4 separate regions of the Homo sapiens genome follow, and all the other regions are linked to region 3. Evidence: read pairs that join two places in POLR2A ChIA-PET (ENCODE). Cell type or tissue: endothelial cell of umbilical vein. All regions are shown on one strand. Each heading gives the region's core, and the rest is flanking DNA. Links, peaks and the distances in the headings are about the cores only. Region 1 has its middle 160 kb from the start of SPATA8-AS1. Region 2 overlaps NR2F2-AS1 (NR2F2 antisense RNA 1). Region 3 overlaps NR2F2 (nuclear receptor subfamily 2 group F member 2). Region 4 overlaps NR2F2-AS1 (NR2F2 antisense RNA 1).

Evidence for each region. Peaks named below come from ENCODE experiments on the same cell type or tissue, not always from the same donor. Only the 100,000 strongest peaks of a DNase experiment are listed, where the experiment ranks them.
Region 1: POLR2A ChIA-PET joins it to region 3 with 5 read pairs; 2 of 35 experiments call an interaction of 5 or more read pairs at or near these places.
Region 2: POLR2A ChIA-PET joins it to region 3 with 5 read pairs; 3 of 35 experiments call an interaction of 5 or more read pairs at or near these places.
Region 4: POLR2A ChIA-PET joins it to region 3 with 5 read pairs; 13 of 35 experiments call an interaction of 5 or more read pairs at or near these places.

What each region holds. Positions count from the first base shown.
Region 1 is chr15:96,620,110-96,625,775 of GRCh38, forward strand. No RefSeq gene overlaps it. Among named protein-coding and RNA genes, the nearest start is that of SPATA8-AS1, 160 kb to the right of the region's middle. In endothelial cell of umbilical vein, for the core only: no CTCF peak of the experiment used is centred there; no DNase peak of the experiment used is centred there.
Region 2 is chr15:96,128,046-96,133,711 of GRCh38, forward strand. It overlaps NR2F2-AS1 (NR2F2 antisense RNA 1), which reads right to left. Exons shown (of 5, transcript NR_125738.1): 4 at 3,777-4,017. All of the region lies in intron 1 of LOC112268156 (a long non-coding RNA gene), which reads left to right. Among named protein-coding and RNA genes, the nearest start is that of NR2F2-AS1, 200 kb to the right of the region's middle. In endothelial cell of umbilical vein, for the core only: no CTCF peak of the experiment used is centred there; no DNase peak of the experiment used is centred there.
Region 3 is chr15:96,337,151-96,342,810 of GRCh38, forward strand. It overlaps NR2F2 (nuclear receptor subfamily 2 group F member 2), which reads left to right. Exons shown (of 3, transcript NM_021005.4): 3 at 198-3,108. The coding sequence ends at 472. Among named protein-coding and RNA genes, the nearest start is that of SCDAL, 2.9 kb to the right of the region's middle. RefSeq lists a silencer at 3,650-3,944 and enhancers at 3,690-4,209, 4,210-4,730, 4,731-5,250. In endothelial cell of umbilical vein, for the core only: no CTCF peak of the experiment used is centred there; DNase peaks (open chromatin) are centred at 1,650, 2,301 and 2,901; H3K4me3 peaks cover 4,000 bases; H3K27ac peaks cover 3,951 bases.
Region 4 is chr15:96,271,140-96,276,805 of GRCh38, forward strand. The region is part of intron 2 of NR2F2-AS1 (NR2F2 antisense RNA 1); the gene reads right to left. LOC124903584 (a long non-coding RNA gene) reads left to right here. Exons shown (of 2, transcript XR_007064801.1): 2 at 3,844-4,014. Among named protein-coding and RNA genes, the nearest start is that of NR2F2-AS1, 53 kb to the right of the region's middle. RefSeq lists an enhancer at 2,066-3,265. In endothelial cell of umbilical vein, for the core only: no CTCF peak of the experiment used is centred there; DNase peaks (open chromatin) are centred at 2,742 and 3,822; H3K27ac peaks cover 2,767 bases.

The DNA.
Region 1 (5,666 bases), core at 638-4,637, 280 kb after region 3:
TCTCTTTCAGTTCAGCACATCTCCTGTCCCGTGACCATGACTTGTTCAACAGAATGGACCAGTGTGTCTGCAGAATGTCCCACTCTTTGAAAGTGTTGGCTTGATTCTAATTCTGCTCTTTTTTAACCATCATAACACAAATCTTTTACTTGGATGTTCTTTTTTTCTTATTTTTTAGCTAGATCTTGTTTAGAGAATAAATTATAATGGTCAGAAAATAAATAAATCAAATGGTCAGAAAGCTGAGTTAAAGTTTTCACAGCACTGTTGCATCATTTACTTGGTACTCCTTTTGGTAGAATCATAAACATTCCCCATTTGAACACATATATTAAAAAGCGAGATTATTCCAACATTTCTTCCCCATCTCTTGCTTTCAGTACTGTGTAAATGAACACAAATTCTTGTTTATAGTATCCTTTAGTGAAAAAGAGAGAAAGAGAGAAAGATTGAAGATTCAATTCCTAGTGGTTTGCTTTGTTCCCAAATAATGCTGTTGATAAGAGGTCAGCACGAATATATTCAAATCTCTTGTAATAATTTGAGATCATTTTCACTGTCCTAATTTCTTGAGAAAGTTATGAGCTGCCCTCCTATGTTATACCTCTGATAATCTTTCCAAAGTTATGATGAAAATGGGTTAGTAATCCAGATGTCAATCATTTCCTCAGTCTCTCTGATTTTCACATATTATTTATTCACACAATTTCATATATTTACATAAAAATTAAAGTGATTTTTTTTTTCAGGGGAAAACCAAGATGGCTTTAAAAAATAACTGTGTACCATGTAATTCTAGTTAGACAGGAGCTTTAATTCTATTTCAAAATTTTATAATCTTTTAAAAGTAACAAAAATTCTCTATCAGTGTTATTGTCTATAATTCATTTATTCAAACTAATATGTTACTACTCTGAAATTGGATATTTAGATTCATTATAAAATAGTAACATTTAAAAATAGAAAATATTTACAGAATGCTTACAATGGTCGAGGCACTGGAATAAGTACTTTCCAAGGATTATTTTATTTAAGTCTCACAAAAATCCTTCAAGGATAGATGCTACTATTATATTCATTCTACATCTGATAGAAAAGATAGAAAAGCTAAAATGTGTTTTTTGGGGGGAAGGAATTAAAAATGCACATTTGGTAAAGAACCTACAGTTGAAATACACTTTGGTGACCTGTACTTTTCAGGTGGGTGTATTTTAAAATAGTCCTCTTTTGAGATGTTGTCTACAGTAGCTGTCTGTCATATGCCTGGATGGAAAATACCTACTTAGGTCAGTAGCATTTCATTCCCCAAACAGAAGAATCCAGGAAATCAATAAAATGTGAGTACTGTCAAACTATTAGCTTTGGTGAGTACTAGGATGGTATTGTTCTGTCCTGTCATTGAGAATATTGTGGATGAGGCAGTTTAGATGAATGGCCTTTTGAGAGGTTTCATAGTAGAAGAGCAGTCTAGGGCTGGCACAATGACTCAAGCCTGTAATCCCAGCCCTTTGGGAGGCTGAGACGGGCGGATCACGAGGTCCAGAGATCGAGACCATCCTGTCCAACATGGTGAAACCTTGTCTCTACTAAAAATACAAAAATTAGCCAGGTGTGGTGGCGTGCACCTGTAGTCCCTGCTACTTGAGAGTCTGAGGCAGGAGTATCCCTTGAACCAGGGAGGCGGAGGTTCCAGGCAGGAGTATCCCTTGAACCAGGGAGGCGGAGGTTGCAGTGAGCCGAGATGGTAACACTGCACTCCAGCCTGGGCGACAGAGTGAGCTCCGTCTCAATAAAAAAAAAAAAAAAAAAGAAGAGCAGTCCAAAGGACTTCCCAACCCATCTTTGGTATTTGCATACATTTTATTTATCTGCCTATGCTAACGTTGATGGGCTAATTCATATAATAGGGACATTTGTTTTGAAAAAGTAGACAGAAAAAAGAGCATGTAAATAACATCCCATTAAAGACTTTTCATTTGTTGTTCTGTTTTCTTTTGGAATAAAACACATAATTTTTTTCTATATAAATATCTTCCAGGAAGTTAATCGCCAGGTTTCTACAAATAAATATTCTGACTATTTTAGTTGTGTAGTTTTAGCCATCACTGTAATGATTCAAAAATTTTAAATTTTAATGCAATTAACAACTAAAATATAAGAATGGTTTAAAAAGCAAAGAGTTCAGAAAATAAATATTATATTTAATTCCTAGAATAAGAGATTCCTGGATTATACGAATTGCTATATATCATGACTCAAATAGCTGATTAGTTCTTTTCTTAGGTGACTACTAAGTATAATCTGGAAGGGAAAAAAAAGGGTGACATGTTATTTCCAGAACTTGGATTTGAAAATGCTTTACAAAGCTATCCAAAGCCAAGGACATTCATTAAAATGCAATTATCTAAAACAATATTGGAGAAGTTATTTAATCATGATAACAGTAAGAGTTAAAGTAAGTAACTAAGTAACTTTTATGCTAAGCACTTTATCTGAGTTAATTTCATCCCCACGACGATCCGTATTATTCCCTGCTTGCAGATGAGGAAACAAGCTTAGTGAGATTGAAGTCATGTCTCCTAATTCTGGGTCTCACAACTAAGATTAGATATTTTGTGGATTTGAAAGTAAGTCTGTTCTGTAAGCCCAAGCCTCTGACTCCTACGTCATAGCAACTCCCAGGCTTTTAAAAGTTCAGCTCGATTTAATATAAAATGTTTGATAAAATGTATTCAATTGTTGACAGCCATCATGGAGCTTCTACTAAGCACCACCAGGTGGAATGAAAACAGGGGCGATAGAAACCATAACTGTTATGTTCCGCCCTCTGGAGGCTTCCAGACAAGTAGAGAGATGTGAAGACTATTATTAAAACCATGCAACTGTCTGTATTAATTAGAAAGGTGAATTTCCGAGTTCAGTTCCCTTTTGCGGGGAAAGGGTGATGGTCAGAAGGGGCAAAAGTCACTGATCTTCCAAGTGAGAAGGTAACAAATGCTTCTTAGGGGCAAAAAGTGTTCAGGTCATGTGCACAGCAAAACTGACAAATGTAAATAAAGATAAGATAGTGCATAATGTTCATTTTGTATCACTCTCTCTTGAGAATCCATTGTGAGTGAATTATTGGACTTGTAATACTAGTTTATCTGTAAATTTTCTAGATTTTATTTCCTTAGCCATTAAATGAAGTATGTTTAGTTGTACATTAAAATACTGTTTCAACATGATGATGTGCAATTGTATATCTGTCAAAATTGAGAGAAAAAGGAGTTAAATGTTATAATCAACATTTAAGATATGAAGAAATTATCTTTAAACTTTGTAAGATAATGAAAAATCATGGGAAGCACTGAATATGTTCTCTATCTTAAATTATTGCTTGGATAATATAGAAATGCAGGTTCTTTCTATATTATTTTTCTCATCAGTTCTCTTTCTTTTGATAAGTATTGGCCACTATATTTTTTTCAGCATGATATTTTCGCCACAAATAAAACAAAGCTCCCTACAACTTCTATGTCTATAAAAATTCCTCATTTCCTCCAACCTAAAAATAAATCTTTTAATGGAGCCCAGAAAACTGAGTATTTGCCCACAAGCCTAAAATCTGAACATTGGGAATTATCAAGATAGGTGTCATTATGGAAAAACCGCCTGCATCAAATCAGTTTCTTACCACCCCCATAGTTTACCTTAATAGAAATTCTATGCCAGAAAATACCATGGAGCCAAAGAGAGTTGAACAATAAATCCTGACATCCAGCGTGCACTTAACATATAGAAGTTGTTCACTTAGTGGCTTTTTTTTTTTTGGCAGAATGCAAATAACTTTATTAAAATAGTATCATTCATAAAATAACACAACAGTAAATATATTATTATAAAGATGAGAAAATAGCTTTTATCAAAATTTATTTTGTTTAATATATAATATTTTCGAATGCAAGATAGCATTGGGTTTGTAAATAGGTTTTTAATTTTTTTAATTTTAATTTTAATATCAATAATTTTTGAAGTACAGGTGGTTTTTGGTTACATGAATAAGTTCTTTAGTGGTAATTTCTGAGCAGTGTACGTTGTACCTAATATGTAGTCTTATATCCATCAGCCCCCTCCCAACCTTAACCCCCAAGTCCCCAAAGTCCATTATATCATTCTTATATCTTTGCATCCTCATAGCTTAGCTCCCGCTTCTAAGTGAGAACATACGATGTTTGGTTTTCCATATTAAGTAGTTTTATATGAAAGAATGAATAATAAACATTAAAAAAACTGAAGCACACATCATCACATTTATAGTGAGTCACACATATTACTTTAAAATTGTCTTATTTTGTTATAATTTAAGTGTCAAAAGAGCCAGAGGGCTGCAAAAACAGAAAATGCTTTACTTCAACTTCAGTTTTATTCTGGTTGTTGTTCTAGGGAATAGAAGTTCGTGGATAAATATCCATAGAGCTGGACTCAAGAAACTTCCAATCAAACTGTGTTTGGTAGGACATTAAAAAGAGCTTTTAATGTTGGGATTTTTCCCTGTAGCTGGTTACATAAGATAGTAGGAATTCATAGTGTAGATTTGTGTGGCTAGAAATGCTTTCTAGACACCTTTTTAAGCCCAAGCTTGAGCAGTTATTAACCTGGGAAGTTTCACTAAGCCAGTTCACAGAGGGTTGGCATAACTTCCAAACTGGCCAGAATGCCAACTTCTACAGGTACAAGGTGGCTTTTGATTTGGATTTCCTATCTAACCAACCAACAGGGCATGCAAAAGGAACATGGAAACAGCACAGAACATGAGAGACCACCATTCCCTGCAGTCCCCTGTTCTTTCAGGGATGCGGGCTGAAGTTTGGTTGTAGTGCAGTCATGAAATAATGAGGAACCTTCCAGGTTAGAAGAACCAGGAAAGCAAGGACCCTCAGCCCCTGCCAGGACCATGTCGGTACTGAAGACTCCACTCACTACCAGACATGGAAACTCTTGGCTCTGACTTTGTTCTGTTCTGTTTTCTTTCCTTCCTCTGTCATTAGGCCTAAGTATGGCTTCTTCCCAGGCTTCTAATACCACCAGGATTCCTTGGACGACAAGAGCAAGAAAAATTGCAAAGAAGAGGATGTGCTTCTAATAAAACAAAAAATTCTCTAATAGGATGGTGGGGGAGAAACTTAAACTTTCTGTAGGTTTTTTTTTTTGTGTGTGAACATCAGACTAAAGACACTTATTTTCTCATAAGACTGTTGTAAGAGTCAGAGGACGTAATACAAGGGAACCATGAGGCACCGGTAATCAGATCACATTCCTTGGATTATTATAATTAGTCATCCACAGTAACGTGGTCCTGCTTCCCACTTCAGCTGTTGCCTGCTCTGCATTTTGATGGCTGGAAGGGAATCCCAGTGCTCCTCTAGCATAGCAAACCGGGTGGTGGACTTGGCAATACATTTTTGTGCAATAGCTGTTGCTAACTGTAGCCTAAGTTTTTATGCTATTAATTTCCTCTCCTTCATTATTGGACTCTTTTTCTCTTTCTCTTGCTTTTATTAAAAAGATGACAAAAGAATTGCACTGTTTAGGTTACAAGGCAGTTTCACATACAGTATCTCATTTCATCCTATCAACAACTCCTTGTATCATTATTCTCATTTCATAGATGAAAAACTGAAACA
Region 2 (5,666 bases), core at 1,028-5,027, 210 kb before region 3:
GCAATGTTGATTGATCCAGCTTCCCTGTTTGAATGCTGTGCCTCATCATTGCCTATGCAAGCCATAGAGCTTTTTCTATATGCCAGTTCTCAGGACAATCTCTTTTGTTGGCCTGTCTCAAATCTTTTCTGAGATGTAAACAGAGTTGTGTTGTGTAGTTGCCATGTTCAACAGGCTCTCAAGAGCCCACTGTGTACCTCTCTTTTAACTCTTCATTTGGTATCATCACACTGGTAGGTCAAAATTGGCTATGGTGGGAATATCACCAAAAGGAAATAAGCCCACAGCATAAATCAGGGCTTTATTCCAAAGTGTCAGTTGTTAAACGCTTCCCAGCACATCACTGGAGGTAAGAAAATTCATAACCAAATTGAGAATCCTGTTTTTAAACAAGTTAATTTAGGGCCACCAAGTCCTGATCATATTTCTTCTATTCCACTGAAAAGATCATGTAGATCTACTGATTTAACATGGTATTGTTAAACCTTCCATACATTTCCTGGGTGAAATTCTGAAGCCACAGTAAGACAAAATAACAAAACAAATTAAATAAAGCCTCTGATGTAGAAGTTTCTCATTAAACTTAAAGTTGCTTATCGTCTGACCTCAATGACACTGATTGTGGAATTTCCATGCATCCTTTTTCTCATATGATTAAAAAAAAGTGAATAGGTTGCTCCATTAGTCAGAAACAATACAGGAGAGTTGATGGGCGGATGGCTGTGGCCGAGATCCACAGGACACCTGGCACCTGTGCTCTACAGATTCCCCTCCCCACACCCATTTTCTCCAGTTCTCATGACAGCTCTGATTTCCTCCCACTCCAATTCTTTTCAACTTATTAAAAAATAGATTTTATGCATAATAAAAACTTTAAAAAATAAATATTAAAAGAGGGAATTTAAGAGTAAGAGTTAGAAACCTGGTTGAGATGAATGACAAATTCTGCCAATAGTTACCATCACTTAAGTTTTAAAAATGGGGAAGACTCCTTCCATTAATATAACTAGCAATGACCACAACGATTCCTTCCTCTTAAGCTTTGGAGTAAAACAACTCTGTATTTAAACTTATATCAAATCACATAAATTCTCCATCTGGAGCCCGATTCTGATAATATGTCCTTTGGGATCCATCTCCCTCTCTGTTTTTACTTGATGTGAATTTATAAATGTATAATGCAATCTTCTGGCTCTTTTGGTGCAGAGAATTTCCATTATAGGGCAAAAGTCATCAGTGTCTTTAAACACTCACACCCACACTCCTAAACAGACAGGAGCATTTTGTCCCATAAGAAACATTTATACAAAATGTAGCATGACCTTAGGACAAAGGAGGCTGACTGTGAAGACTTGAAACCAATAAAGTGAGAGCTGACACTTCGATGATATTTATGATGTGTCAGACATTGTTCCAAGCACCTTACATGTATTAACACATGTAATCTTCTCAAGATTCTTAGAGATAGTAATTGGTATTATCCCTACTTAATGGTAGACAAAATCAGGGCAAAAAGAGGTTACATGACTTTCCTGGTAGCACATACTGGTAAGTAACGGAGCTGGAATTCAAACCCTGCATTCTGGCTCTAAAATTTGTATCACTACACCAGCTCCCCAAATGCATGAGCTGGGATCATCCAACTGCAGCCCAGCAGAAGAGGTGTGCTTCGTTTGCTTAATTGTCTCCCAAAACTACCTCAACCTATGTTTTTGTGGGATCCAGAAACACTCATATCAGAAGGATAATAAATGCAAGCCAGTATACTATAGGTTAGGAAGACAATAAAGATAAATGGGTTTGCTACCAACAAGCTCAGAGTATAAAGAGAAAGACACCACAGTGTATTTTAATAATATAAAGGTTGGGAATATTTAAACTGCCCTTTCAAAAGATACTTTCAGTTACCCCTAAAATAAAACAAACATGTTTTCTCATTTTTTATATTTCTTATTTACATTAATGTTAGATAGCCAATGATAATCAAAGTAAGCACTAAAAAGAAAGTCTACTATGCTGTTGTCTAGACCTTCAAAACCAGAATCTGCCTTTCAGATAATTATCCAGTCCCAGTAATGTGTGGAGAATGGTGGAAATTCTTTAAATATTACCATTTGCATACAAGAATTTATCAATTTTGCATTAAAATTCTGCTTCTAAAACAGTTATTACCTCCACAAACCATAGAATAGATTTTTCTGAGATATATGAGTGAAATACCCATCATATGATATGGGCATTTTGTAAAAGTGATAATGTGAGTGAAATGCATGATGCTCAATCCATGGTTTGAACCCAAGTCTATCTTCATCAGATCTACTTGTCCAGTGTCTTCAAAAGTCACAAAGAAGAACTACCCTGCTTAGCTTTCTATCTCCTACTGACAGCCTGCTAACCAGTTCTCTTTCTCATGCCTTAGGCCCTGACAACGAAGTCTCATCTAATGTGGGGGTTAGAGTTTATATTAAAGGTACATGCAATGTACAGATCTAGATCCTGTACTAGAAATACATGCACAGTGTTACAAAAGTATTAACTGCTGGCTACTTGGAAATGGGCTAAAGACGAGTTTTAGCACGTCTTCATTGAGGAGAGAACATTTGCATTTTGAGAAATACATAAATTCTCCTATAAGGCAGGATAGGTAGAAAATCATAATCCAGACAGTAGTATCAGAACGTGCAAATGCATGGAAACTTGAAAGAACATGGGATGTTTGGGGAACCACAGACAACTCCTCATGCCTACAATAGGTTAATCCTTAAAGTACTTTTCCAAAACTTGGAGGGTTTTTTTGAGGTAGCAACTTTTGAAGCTGTAAAGGAAGGTAGTTGCAAGGTCAGCCAGGGTCTCAGGCATTAGACCAAGAACCATGAAGCTGATTTTGCAAGTAACCTCGATTGAAAGTTCAAACAGGAAGAGAGCATCATATTTGTGCTTTAGAGAGTTCCCATGGTCAGCAACAGGATGTGTACATTGCACAGTTAGGAAGCAACTGGAATTGTCCAGGTAAAAGATTAGAGTGTAAACTGAGAAAGTGCAGCTGAGAAAATTGAAAGGTAACAAATACTATTTAAATCAAGTAGAATTTTACATTTCCCTTATGAAGCATTACCAAAAATATTTAATATGAATCTCTCTTAAATAGAGTACTTCCTGATTTGAGTTATATCTCAAATTATTCCTTTAAGCAGTAAATGCAATTGAAAATTTTTGGAAGTTTCAAAAAAGTCTAATAAAATCTCACAATAAGTTTATCCATTTACTAGATGAAAAAATATATACACTCTGGATGTGAATTTGTACATTATAAAACCAACCAAATGGAGAACAGAAAAGAAAAATGGAACCAAGCAGCTGACTTGTATAAACAATATCATACAAGACCCTATAGCTGAATCAAACGCAATTATACAAAAGCCAGGAGGGGCTGGGCATGGTGGCTCACACCCGTAATCCCAGCACTTTGGGAGGCCGAGGTGGGTGGATCACCTGAGATCAGGAGTTCAAGACCAGCCTGGCCAACATGGTGAAACCCCCATCTCTACTAAAAATAAAAATTAGCTGGGAGTGGTAGCACATGCCTGTAATCCCAGCTACTCAGGAGGCTGAGACTGGAGAATCGCTTGAACTTGGGAGACAGAGGTTGCAGTGAGCCGAGATCACGCCACTGCACTCCAGCCTGGGTGACAGAGCAAGACTCCGTCTCAAAAAACAAACAAACAAACAAAAAACAAAAAAAAAACCTCAATTTTCTTCAGATATTGGGTACTTACGTCCTTCAAGGGAGGCTGGGTCCCACGTTCTTATGGTGAATTCATCACAGAAAGTCTCCTGATTTTTGGAGCCACCACCAATGAAGTTCTCACCAAAGGACAAGAAGGCAAGGACAATCAAGGCCCTCTGGGCAAAGCCTTTATGATTTCTGCCCTTGTTATGCTTTTAAGCAGCCAAATATAGTGGTCATGCTTGGAGCTGCAGAAGCTCTGTAGCAGCTTGGGAAAACAAGACCATCACCTTGAGAATAACAGAGCAGAAAAAAAAGTCTTCAATTTTTGATTATGCCATTGAACTGCTGAAGAAGCCACACTCAGAGATACTTACCGTCCTACCTCCAAACTTTATTATATTAGATAATAAAAGTCCTAATCATTTAAACCAGCTGAATTAACATTTCTATTGGCTGCCAAACACATCCTGATCAACATCTTATATACAGTTAGACACAGGTTTTGGTCAAAAGTGGTTTCACTTCTACTTGGTTTATCTTCCTGATTTGATCACCTCTTGCTAAGGAAACCCTTGACAGCACAGTGTTGGATATCCAGTGACCATTAGATAAATGAGTTTTTCTCAGAACTTTTTATAATTTATAGGAAAACTGTATTTTAAGTTACATTTCAGATTGTTTACTATTGGACAAAACAGAAAAGTGCATCCATTGTAACTAGTCCTGTATGACTGGGGAAGAAAAAATAAATTATTCCAACTCACCTGTTGGACTTCTCTAGGAGCAAGTAAGGTGAGATGGTTAGGATCCATTTCCATTTTTATACATATTCTTGCCATTTTCTACAACATGCTATCTATAGGTGCTGGTACTGTTTTGCAGGTTTGATAGAACAAAATTATGAATTCCATTATGCAGAACCTCCGATTGAGATCAAGAACAGTGGAATGAACATATCACGAAGCTAGAGAATAGTATTCTTTAGAGCCAAAACTTTTCCCACTGGACCATATTGTCTAAAAGAATGAGACGTGGAGGTGCTTTTCTATACTATTACAGACGTTATTAGGGCTGCCACGTGCTTTTCTTAAAGTAACACCACTGTTTATGCTTCAAGGTGGATTTAGGTCTTCCATCTTTTTTAACATTTTTTTTTTGCAACTCTCATATGTTCTTATTGAGCAAAGATTCAGATTAAAGATAGATTCAGTATTATCTTATTGTAAAAATATTAGATTCTCTATCAAATTATCCATGCCACATATGTAGAAAAAAAGAAAAAAATCAGAGCCCATGTAAATGCAAGCATGAGAATACACACTGCGCCCTCCCTGCACAGGATCACGGAGTCAGTAAGAAGTCAAGAGAGGGAAGGCACTCCAGGTAAAGGATTACATGTGGCACAGTGAAGAACAATTCTCTCAAAATAGGAACAACCCTATCTTGAACTAAATTGACAAAATGGGAATGGATTGGAAAGAATTTTTCTTCATTCTCAAAATAGTTATCCAACTACAAGAAAGCAATTGGGCCTCAGAAACAAATGGATCCACGAATACTCATGAGACCCTCTTTCCAGGCCTCACCTTTGCAACTGTCTTCGTGCCTAGTGGTTTTTGTTTCTGTATTTGTTTTTTGTTTTTCTGTTTTTTTGTTTTTTGAGATGCTGTTTTGCTCTTGTTGCCCAGGCTGGAGTGCAATGGCACAATCTCGGCTAACTGCAACCTCCGCCTCCCAGGTTCAAAGGATTCTCCTGCCTCAGCCTCCCAAGTAGCTGGGATTACAGGTGCATGCCACCACACCAGGCTAATTTTTGTATTTTTAGTGGAGACGGGGTTTCGCCATGTTAGTCAGGATGGTCTGGATCTCCTTCCTTCCTGTTATCACAGAGAATGTCGGTTCTTTGACCTATTATCCTACTGGGCTGTTATTACGG
Region 3 (5,660 bases), core at 1-4,000:
CCCACCCCGCCTCCCCCCCTTAAGTTTTCAGTACATAGACATTTGCTCCAACTCCGGTTGGGGCAGTTTGACAGAGCTCTGTGCACACACCTCATGTGACCCAATTCAAACCTCTTAATCTGATGACTGAATTCTTCTTCTTCTTCTTCTTCTTCTTTTTCTTCTTCTTCTTCTTCTGTTTTTAAACTTTCTTCCAGATGCCTGTGGTCTCTCTGATGTAGCCCATGTGGAAAGCTTGCAGGAAAAGTCTCAGTGTGCTTTGGAAGAATACGTTAGGAGCCAGTACCCCAACCAGCCGACGAGATTCGGAAAGCTTTTGCTTCGCCTCCCTTCCCTCCGCACCGTCTCCTCCTCAGTCATAGAGCAATTGTTTTTCGTCCGTTTGGTAGGTAAAACCCCCATCGAAACCCTCATCCGGGATATGTTACTGTCCGGCAGCAGTTTTAACTGGCCGTATATGGCAATTCAATAAATAAATAAAATAAGAAGGGGGAGTGAAACAGAGAAAGAAAAGGCAAAAGACTGGTTTGTTTGCTTAATTTCCTTCTGTTAAGAAAGGATATAAAAGGATGTTACAAGTTTGCTAAAAGAAGAGAGGGGAAGAATTTAATGGACTGTGAATTTCAAAAAAAAAAAAAAAGACTGTCAAATGAACTTTTACAGAATGCATTAAAAAAAAAAAAAAACTCCTGTGTCGGTCAGAACAACTTGCTACTTATCATTTTTGTATAAAAAGGAAATTAGTCTTTTTCTTTTTTTGGTAAATTTTTGAAAAATATTGCTAAAAGTGCATTTAAGGAGATTGGGAGACAATTAGCAGAATGGAGAAAGTAAGTCTTTTTTTTTTCCAAATTATTAATTGTCCTGTGTCTATGTACCTCTAGCTGTTCTTTTTTGTACTTTTCTGGTTCCAAACCAGTTTATTCTGTGGTTCTATAATAAGTTTTGATATAATCTTGGCTTCTTAAAAACTGTGTATCATTAAAATATATGTTCTGCAAGAATTAAAACTGAGTCCATGAAAATACCATAGGAAGACATAAAACTTTAAAAGGCAACTCAAAGATGATGGAAACGCACTTACAAGTGGTGACCAAAATTTTTAGGTGAAGTCGAGCACTCTAATTAGAGAACTGGAGGAACCACATATAACACTTAACTTCCCCTACCCTGCCCCTCCCCAAAAGAAACCATGACAAACCTAGCTTTTAAAAAATATTTTAAGAAAGAGAATGAACTGTGGAATTTATTGGCAGCCAAGGAATGTGTCCAAGACACATGCTGAGGTTTTGAATAAAAAGTGAACTTTTGTAATTTGAATTGGGTCCCGCTTAGTTCTTGAATTGTTATGAAAATCCTATATCTGTTTGTATATTTGCAAACCCTTTGTATTATAATTGTTGATATTTTCCCTTTTTAAAAAATACCATTGAAATCAGCATGACAAAAATAACACTGTTGGCACTTATAGGTAACGTGATTGATTCAGTATCTTAGAGTTTACAGTTTGTGTTTTAAAAAAACTGAAGGTTTTTTTTTTAAGTGCAACATTTCTGTATACTGTAAAAGTTATAATAACTGAACTGTTTGGTCGAGTCTTTGTGTGTTATATTCCAAGGAAAATTGAAAGTATTCAGAAATTAAAATATTATTTGATATCTGAAACCTGGCTGTCCCCACTCACTGTCTTTACATCTAGAAGAGCCCCTGTGAGCTCTCGCTTAGCTGGCCGGGCGGGGGGTGGTGGGGGGGGGCATTTGTTTACTCCCCTCAGTCAGTTTGTTCAAAGGTGGACTACTGTATTTGCCTGTTTAATTTGGGTGTGTGTGTGTTGGGGGGGGAGCTGAAGTTAATGGTTTATCTATGGTTTAGGAAGTGCCATACTGATATAGTAAACCACCCCCATTCACCTAATCCTCCTTTTAATTAAAAATGGATTTTCCAGGAAAAAAAAAAAGGCCCTTATATTTGTCACACTTAAGTGCCTGCTTAGGGAAGGTATTGTGAAAAAGTATTAGAAATCTTGAGATCAGTATCTATTTTATGATCAGAAAAAAATACTCTTTTGTACATTTCTGACAGTTACTCAGAAGATCGTTCAAGCAAGCTAATCACAGCATTGTAACTAGAGGACAGTTGTTTGCAGTGAGTTTTTCCTTAAGTAGGTACGATTTTTTAAAATATTCTGTGATTCTACTCTAGCGTGGTTGTTGAGAGAGTTTCAAATTCAGTGATACAGGTTCTAAGACTGAAAGGTCTACTTTTAATGTATATATGATAACTTGCAGTTGGTTTCCCTCTCCCCTCCCCCCCTTTACCTTCAGTCTGTGAGAGCATGACCACAGGGTCAAGGGAATCTTTTCCATTGGAGTTATGTACATAAAAACACATCGACATTTTGACATTTCAGATTGTGTGGCTACAATCTGTACTGCTCTTGGGATCCTTTGTCCTTAGAAGCCAAATTAAGGAAGAGAAAGCAGGACAGAGAAAAAGAAAGAAGGAAGGAGGGAAACTTTACAGGGTGTGCTGATTTGGAAGTAGTAACTATTTCTTTTGGAGTCTTTTTTTCATTTTTCCTCTTTCTCTTTTCCTGGTTTGGAGGAAGCTCGGTGCTGGGAGCTTGCAATTTTGTTCTTATTCAAGGTTTCCAACCCACCCCCCCACCGCCAGTACTTCATCATGTTGTGGTTTAATTCTAATTGGTGGGGGGGGGGGAGGACTAGTGAGGGAGGTGAAAGAACAGGGATAATTTTGTAAAGTGTATTAAACGTTAATATTCAGATCCAGTCAATACATGCAGACCAGTAAAATCTGATTTGTGCAGAGTTCTCCATCTGACTCTCACTTATTTCTGTAGATATATACATATATAAATACAAGTATGTTCTTACGGCACAGTATTGCTGACCTTTAGTTCGAGGTTTTGTCGGTTGTTGTTGATTTTCTTCCTCTTGCAAGTGCTATCCATGTGAGTGTGTGAAGTTTCTCTAATAAGTAAAACACAGGCCCTTTTCCTTGTTTGTTTTGTGTTAGTTTATTGTAAACAGCCATTTGTTGTAAATTATTATTGGCATTAAATTATAATTTATGATTTTCAAAGCAAAAGACAATCCCTGTTTTATTATGCTTTAAGCATGTGTTCTAGACGTTGGAAATCTCTCTCGCACTCTTAAGTTTAAGCAATGAGCTTGGGGTCTGCGAGGCAGAAAAACAGGACCCAAAATTTTTCAACCGGTTAAAACAAACCCCCTTGTATATGTTTAGAGTGGCCGGAGGAGGATCTGTTTAGAGTCTTGAGTTCGGTTTAAGTTTATTGCATTTAAAGAAAGTTTTTCTTTTCACGCTGAGTTAGAACAAAAGATCTTTGCTGCGACTGAATTGGACAAAAGACGAGGGCTGGGACCCAGCGAGCGCGTTCTGTGTGAAATTGACGAGATCTTTAAAAAAGCTGCTAAACATGGCGACTCTTTCCCTTTAAGTGTCTCTTTTTCCTTGCTGGGTTTTTTTTTTTTTTTTTTTTTCATCTGATCTGAGCTCGCTTTATTTCTTTTCCCAACCCCGCTCCCCCTCCTCCTCGTGGCGCTCGGGGGTGTGAGAGAACCCAGTTAGACGCGAAATGCAACAATAGTGCAAGGAGAGAGAGGGGCGCTCGCTGCTTCTCGCCACTTTCAAACAAACCTGGGGGAAGATTGAGCCCGGGGGGGATTCCAGCCTGCTCGCTCGGCTCGCGGTCGCCCTGCCTCGGCCTTTCACCATTAGCTCTCCCTGGGCCGCGAGGAGCTGGGGCTCAAAGTTAGCGGGCGACGTCCGAGGCTTAGCCTCTAGCCGGCTGCAGGGACGGGGGCCTGGAGTTGGCAGCTGCTACGGGAAAGTGCCTGCCCCCCAGCCCCCGCCCCCACTTACGTGCGGCAGAATTCCGCCAGCGCCCCGGGAAAGTCCGGGGTGCCGGGCGCGCGGAGCTGCACTCCTGGGATGTGCATTAAGCGGCGACAGGCGGGGGGGGCGAGGGCGGGGGCGGGGGGCGGTCAGGGGGAGCTCGAGCGTGTGAAACTCTGCCTCGAATCTCGCTTTTGACTTGGTCCTATGAGCTGAGCCAACATGGCGTCTCCCACTGCACCGCGAGCGCCGGGCTGCCAGGCTCGGCAGGGCCGGGTAATAGAAAACACATTGGTTACCAAAAAGAAAAAAAGGAGGGCGGGGGGCGCTAAAGGCCATTCCGTCTGCAGGCAGAAAACCCTTTTTTAAACTCTTGCTGGCAAGTGAGTCCGGTCCTCGGTTCTTTAATTAAAGCAACAGAATTCGTAAGGAAAATATTGGTAACGCTGTACCTTCTCCCCTCCCCCTCCCATATTCAGGAGAGTTGATTTCCTGTCCCCTCTCCTTCCAAGAACCAAATTAGAAAAATAAAAAGTCTGTATCCGCAAATGATCTTAAATGTTTGAATGGTATAGGGGGATGGGAAGAGGACGGTCTTTACAGACCTCGGTCAGTTCTCGCGCTCATTAATGCAGGGGCTGCGCCGGGGTTTGCGCGGGCCCGAGCGGAGCTGGGGCGCGGTGGGGAGGGCGGAATGCGAACCCCGCTGGACTTGGGCAGAACTTGCTGCTTTTGCACGCCCAAGTTGTGGGAAAGGAGGCTTTCCGGGCGGAGGGTTGATTGGGGGGTGGGAGGGTCTAGCAGGGGCTGAGGGCCGGTTCCAGGCGGGTGGTCGCAGACCCTAGAAATGTGTGAGCCCGCGTGGACTGTGCCCCTGGCAGGAGAGCGACTGCAGCGGAGGACCCTCTTTCTCTAATAGGTTTGAGAGTGGGCAAGGGCGGCCGTGGGACAGACCTGGCCTCCTAGAGAGGGTCTTCTGAGGGCCTCTGCAGAGATAGTGGATCCGGGCCCAGGCTCCCTTCTCGGGCGGATGGGATATCGCCCCGCCACGTCCAGCTCCATCCCCAGCCCCGGCCTGGACAACCCTCTCCCTCAGCCGCCTGGGATACTCTCTGAATTCCAGGCCTCGTCAAGATTTATTGAAGTTGGGCTTAAAAAACGTGCTTCAGATGATTTTTCCCATTTTCTCAGATTTCAAAGGCTCCCTGCAGTGCGGCTGCCTAATTAATGGTGAAATTCAACTAAATCTAATTATGCAGTAATTTTAAAGCAGTTAGTGCTGGGCGTTGGTTTGTAATAGGACCTCAGTTTTTTAAAGTTTGCTTACTGTGTTGGTTTAGGGGAAAGCTATTTTTTGTATGGTAAAGAAAGACCGGGAAGTAGTACTACTGGAGGAACCAGAGGGCTAAGAACCGCTCCCCACCCCACCTCTATCTCCATCCCCAATTCTATCTCGTTTTCCTTCTGTTTTTTCTATCCCAAGCACACGGTAAAAAGCTGAGCAAGGTGCTAACCCAACAAGGAGACCCTATTTCATAGCCAAAGGGGAAAGAGAGAATCTTTCATACAGAGACACAAAGGGCTTGGTATCTGTCCTGGAGGCCTCTGTAAATGCCCCCAAACCCGGGAAGGGATTCTCATCTCCTCTAATAGAGAACAGATTTCCTCCTCTTAACATCCATTGTCATTAAGGCGCAAAGCTGACTCTTGGAGTTGTAAATCTTATCGTCCTTCTGATAACACACTTGTAATAAGTTAGCGTCCTATTCAAAGTGAATTGT
Region 4 (5,666 bases), core at 921-4,920, 65 kb before region 3:
ATTAGCTGGGCATGGTGGCACATGCCTGTAATCCCAGCTACTCGAGAGGCTGAGGCAGGAGAATCGCTTGAACCTGGGAGGTGGAGGTTATAGTGAGCCGAGATCGTGCCATTGCACTCCAGCCTGGGGGGTGACAGAGGGAGACTGTGTCTCAAATAAACAAACAAACAAACAAAAAACTGAAATTCACACTGCATTATTACCTACCAAACAACATTTAAGTAATCTACGTTAGATTATAAACATATGCTTAGACTGGGTACATACCAGGCACAAAATTGAAGCAATTATCTACATAATTGAAATTCGAGGGCTGGGGGATTACCACTCTTCTCACAGTCCATTAGTTGGTTTTGTATGTCCAGAGATTTGGTTGAGCCTTTTCACTAAACATCTCTTCAGGCCTTTGCACTGCTATTCCCTCAGCCCACTCTTAAACCATGTCACGTATGTCCATCTGAGTAACTCAATCCTGACCACCAATCTAGATTCAGCTCAAAGATCACTTCTCCCTGGAGACAGTCCCTGACTTCTATCAATCCCTTTATCCCTGTGTCAAATACCTCTTTGCTTTGCTCTCCACTAAGGAGCCTCCTTCATCCCAGTTTTGAAGCCAGTGAAGACAGGATTCTTGAAGCCAGTGAAGACAGGATTTGGATCTAGAATTCAGCAGATATAAACATTTTAAACTGTGTGCTAGACCTGTCTGCCAAGGTACCTCCCATGCTCAAGACCCTCTGTGTACCAAAGAGCCACGTTCAGAGCCCCGGGATTAGCAAAGCAGCTCTAGGCTATTCTTTGCAAAGTAATGGCCACCATTTCAGTCAGCAGTGGGCATCTAACCTACGGTTTGCCCATTGTTGGAGTAGCCTTGAGATGACAACTTCACCAATAAAACACCTAGAGCAGAAACCACTGAAGTACACAGAATCATGTCGGCCATGAATTTTTTTTTTTTTTTTTTTTGAGACGGAGTTTTGCTCTTGTCCCCCAGGCTGGAGTGCAATGGCGCTATCTGGGTTCACTGCAACCTCCACCTCCTGGGTTCAAGCAATTTTCCTGCCTCACCTGCCTCAGCCTCCCAAGTAGCTGGGATTATAGGCATGTGCCACCACACCCGGCTAATTTCTAATTTTGTATTTTTAGTAGAGACGGGTTTTCTCCATGTTGGTCAGGCTGGTCTCACAATCCCCAGGTGATCCGCCCACCTCGGCCTCCCAAATTGCTGGGATTACAAGTATGAGCCACCACACTCAGCCCAGCCATGATTTTTATGCAAAATGATTGCTGCCTGAACTTGAGAAAGAAATAACTCCAGAAATGATCCCAAAACACTCTATAGATACTTCCAAATCTCAGGTGTAGCATTACCTAAACATAGAAGAAATAAGGGCATATGTCACTATTTCTTTCATTTATTCATGTTTTCATTGATTCAATAATTCATTCAACAAATGCTTATTGAGCCTTCAGGAGATAATCATAAAAATGACATCATTCTGGCCCTCATGGAACTTACAGTTTAATGGGAGAGATAAATATTATATAATCGCACCAATGAATAGAAAATTGCATACAATAATAAATACACAAAGTAAAAGTAAGAATAAAGTGGAACTTACAGTGAAGCCTTCATATAAACAAGTGCTTCAGCATAGAAGGTCTTGCAATAGAAGCCTGAAGAATGAGGTTATAGATAAAAGTATCAGGAAAAATGAAAACATTTCCAAAAACATGTGGAAAGGTCCAGGAGTAGGAAACAGCTTGGAAGTTAAAGAAATAATAAACAGGCCAGCATGCTTGGACCACTAGGACCTGGAGATAAAGCAGAACGTGATGAGACATAGGTGAGCAGAGCCACATCACAGAGGGCCTTGTAGACCACATGCTTAGGTAGGAATTTTGGATGCCACCTTAAGTCTAGTGTAAAGCAATTGAGGGGTTCTAAGCAGGAAAGGCCGATGATAAGACCCACAGCAGCTTAGAGGGTGATAGTGTTGTCTCATTTTGAATAAGAAACCTCAATTTGTTAGGAAAGAAAAATACAACTGTTATATTTTTCCAACACCAACTAACCAACCATGCTCTAGGAAAACACTTCACCTTCACTGGGGGAAAGCAAACCCCTCTTCACCCCATGTCTTATGTGAGCCCAACACCAGGCCTGCCAGCATTGAATGGAGAAGATCTGACACCAGGTATGATATCAAAGAGCTTTTTTTTTTTTGAGACAGAGGCTCACTCTGTCACCCAGGCTGGAGTGCAGTGGTCACTGCAGCCTTTACCCCCTGGGCTCAACTGATCCTCCCACCTCAGCTTCCCGAGTAGCTGGGACCACAGGTGCATGCCACCATGCCCAGCTAATTTTTGTATTTTTTGTAGAGAGGGGGTTTCGCCGTGTCACCCAGGCTGGTCTCAAACTCCTGAGCTCAAGCCATCCTCCCACCTAGGCCTCCCAAAGTGCTGATATTACAGGCATTAGCCACCACGTCCGGCCTTCAAAGAGCTTTTGAATCAGTTCTGAGAAACATTGACTGCTCTCGTGACGGCAAGCCATCTGCTCAAATGCGATAGCACAACTAGAAGATGCTTTACGGGGTCTGCATGAAAAATAGTCAGAGATTGGTTCAAAGAACCCATAAAGTAGTCATGCTGAGCGTCTTGAGATGCTGGCCTTGACCTCATGACACACTCCTGAGTCACTTTCCTAGACCCACTGATCTGGTTAGGACCCACCCACGCCGAACCACAGCTCCCTGTTAGAGCACGTTGCTGTCATCGCTCATTAATGGTCTTATCTCCTGCACTCAGCAGTGAGCTCCACAGAACAGGAAGAGCATGCATCTTATTCACCTAATGCCTAATGCCTGATACAGTGCAGGGCACTTTTAGGTGCTTAGTCATATTGGTGTGTTTCATTTGTGTTATGGTATGCAGCTACGTGTTGTAATTGTTGATTTGATTTTCTATCTCCTCCTGTGAGTTCTTCGCGAGTATAATCCATGCCTCCATCTTTGCGTCTCCACTTTATCAAAGAGGCTGGCTCATAGTTGGCACTTGATTCGGATTGATTAATTGATTAGTTAATTAACGTATGGCTAAAGCAATTAGGTATAAAGGACCTTCCTAAATGCAACCAGCTCTACTTCTCTTTTAGTCAATCACAAGATGCGTAAAACCACATTGTCTGAGAATCTTGCATATCATCAATATTCATTGGTGAGAGATGCTTTCTTAACGCTGGTGTTTTATGCATTTCTACATGTTATTATACACCCCAGAAAAGAGTGCATGTAAAACTGCTGAAGCCTGAATAAAGCCTCTAACTGAGTTAACAATATTGAATCAATTTCCTAATGTTTAGAATGTGCTGTGGTTATGTGAAATGCTGTCTTTGGGGAAAGCCGGGTGAAGGGTACAGGGGATCTCTCCGAATTATTTTTACAACTTCAGTGAGTCCTATATTATTTCAAAATAAAATGTGATAATTTTTAAACACTTTCTGATTTTTATGTTTATACTTTTACATATATTTGCATATATTTCTATAATATCTAAAATGTAGTTGAAATGTCACAAATAATAATTAAATGATGTTATCATATATTACACTAGCATACAGGAAAGAAAATGCCCTAATTTGGGGCACTATTCTTTTTGTCTGGCTAGGTTGGCATTTAAAATATGCTAGGAGAGGAAGGAGATGCATTACTTTTGCCTGATTCAAGCATATTTTCGAAATGATGTTTTCATAAACAAAGTGCCAACAGCTATGATCTTATCTTCTCTCTTCTTTTTATCCTAATTCAGGTCAATAACAAGTATTTCTGCTCTCTTCTGCAGATTCTAGGTTTTGGAAGAGAGGATGCAATTATGAGCAACGGGGAACTGTTAGTGAAAAATTCACCAAGAAGTCAGAGAGTGCCTTTAAACTTCTTTCTACCCAGTGTTGTCCTATTAAGAAAATAATGTCAGTTTCAGAGAGTGATGTTTTAAATAAATAAGGCTAGCGTTTACAGTAGCGCTGGAGTTTTAAATTACATGTTCAAGATCCCATTGTTGGTTACATGGATAACAATGTAGGTGATCACATCTAAACTCTGAAACATGGTAGGCAATTCTTCTACTACCTGAGAGATCTGAAAGCCACCAACAAAAAAATCCATACGGCAGATTAAGGTAAAATTTCAATATGTCTTAAACTGCTTAAACATGTAAGTTCAACCCCCACCCCCCCCAAAAAAAACACTCTTTTAGCATAAAGAGCTGCAGTTTCCAATCCTATTCAATTAATTAGTTTCCTGTAGTCAATCAAATGAAAATTCTGAAATAGCCTGTAGATGTCATAAACCTAAAGTCAAATTCAAAGATGAATGACATTCTCCCACACGCTTCCTTCTTTTTCTGGAAACTGCAAACTCATTAGTAGGTACATCTAAGAAGTATACCTGCCCAGAAGTCCCTGTAGTTTTGTGATAACCTATGTAAAATAAGTTCGGCTCAAGGTATGGCATGGTAGCTTCATCCTACAGACCCACCGGTTTATCCCGGAGAGATTCTGAAGGACAAAGTAAAATAACCAGGTGCAGGAAAAGAGTGCCTCTCTGCTTGCTAAAGCTCATTAGAGAAGGGCATCCATCTTTAGTCCTTCAGGATAATATCCATGAGCTGTAAAAATAGAGTTTTACTTAGTAAAGGAAGGGGAGAATAAATGCAAGAATGTTCTTAGGATCTGGCGTATTGAATCATGAATCAAAGAAGAAGAAACTATAATTACCTCTCGTTCCATCGAACAGAGAAATTTCTTCCACACGATCTTTTGTGTGGCAAGGATAAAGCTTCATTCCAGAGAAAATCCAGTTAAAATATCCCAAAAGAAATAAAATACAAGATCCTGCAGCTCTTTAATGCTTGCTACTGGCCAAATCCTGCAATTAGAATCAGTCACTTTAAGTGCTGAAGTCGTACAACGCTAATAGATCACTTTCTAAAGTGAGCAGTTTTTTAAAGTTGTATTTAATTTTCCATCATTACAGTACTGAATGCCAGTTGTGTCTGTCCATTCTGATATAGGTTCTTAAATCTCCAAAGGGTACAGACTACTGCTTGCCTAGGCATTGCTTAATTCTGGCTTTAATTCTCAGAGACCTGAATTAGAGCTGTAAAATGGAATGTATTTCAACTTTTTCCCTAAATGTGTTTATTTTTATTTTCAAACCAAATGATTAGGGCTCCTTTTTATTTCATAATTATTTTATTTCAAAAAAATAGAAATTGAGGTGAGGTGTGTATGTCTGAATGTGTGTGTGCACATGCACATGTGTGTGTGGTTTTAAGAAAATGAAATGAACCAGAAAATAAGCCCTTAGCAGTAACCTAAGAAATAAAACAAAATCATTTACAACACATGGGATTGTTGCAGGATATGTCAAGATTAGATGGTTTTAAGGGAGCTATCCTGAATGTGGAAGCAATTATAATGAAATTCATGACTCATTAGCAAACATTCCATATTGTGTTTCTCATTTCTGGGTCAATGTTACTAGAAAATATAGACTTAAGATTTAGATGTTTCATTGACTTCAATGCCAGATTATAGATAGTTGGGTTGTACAATGACATAAAGCAAAGACTCCAGGATTTTGAAGTTCTTCACTTCTCAGATA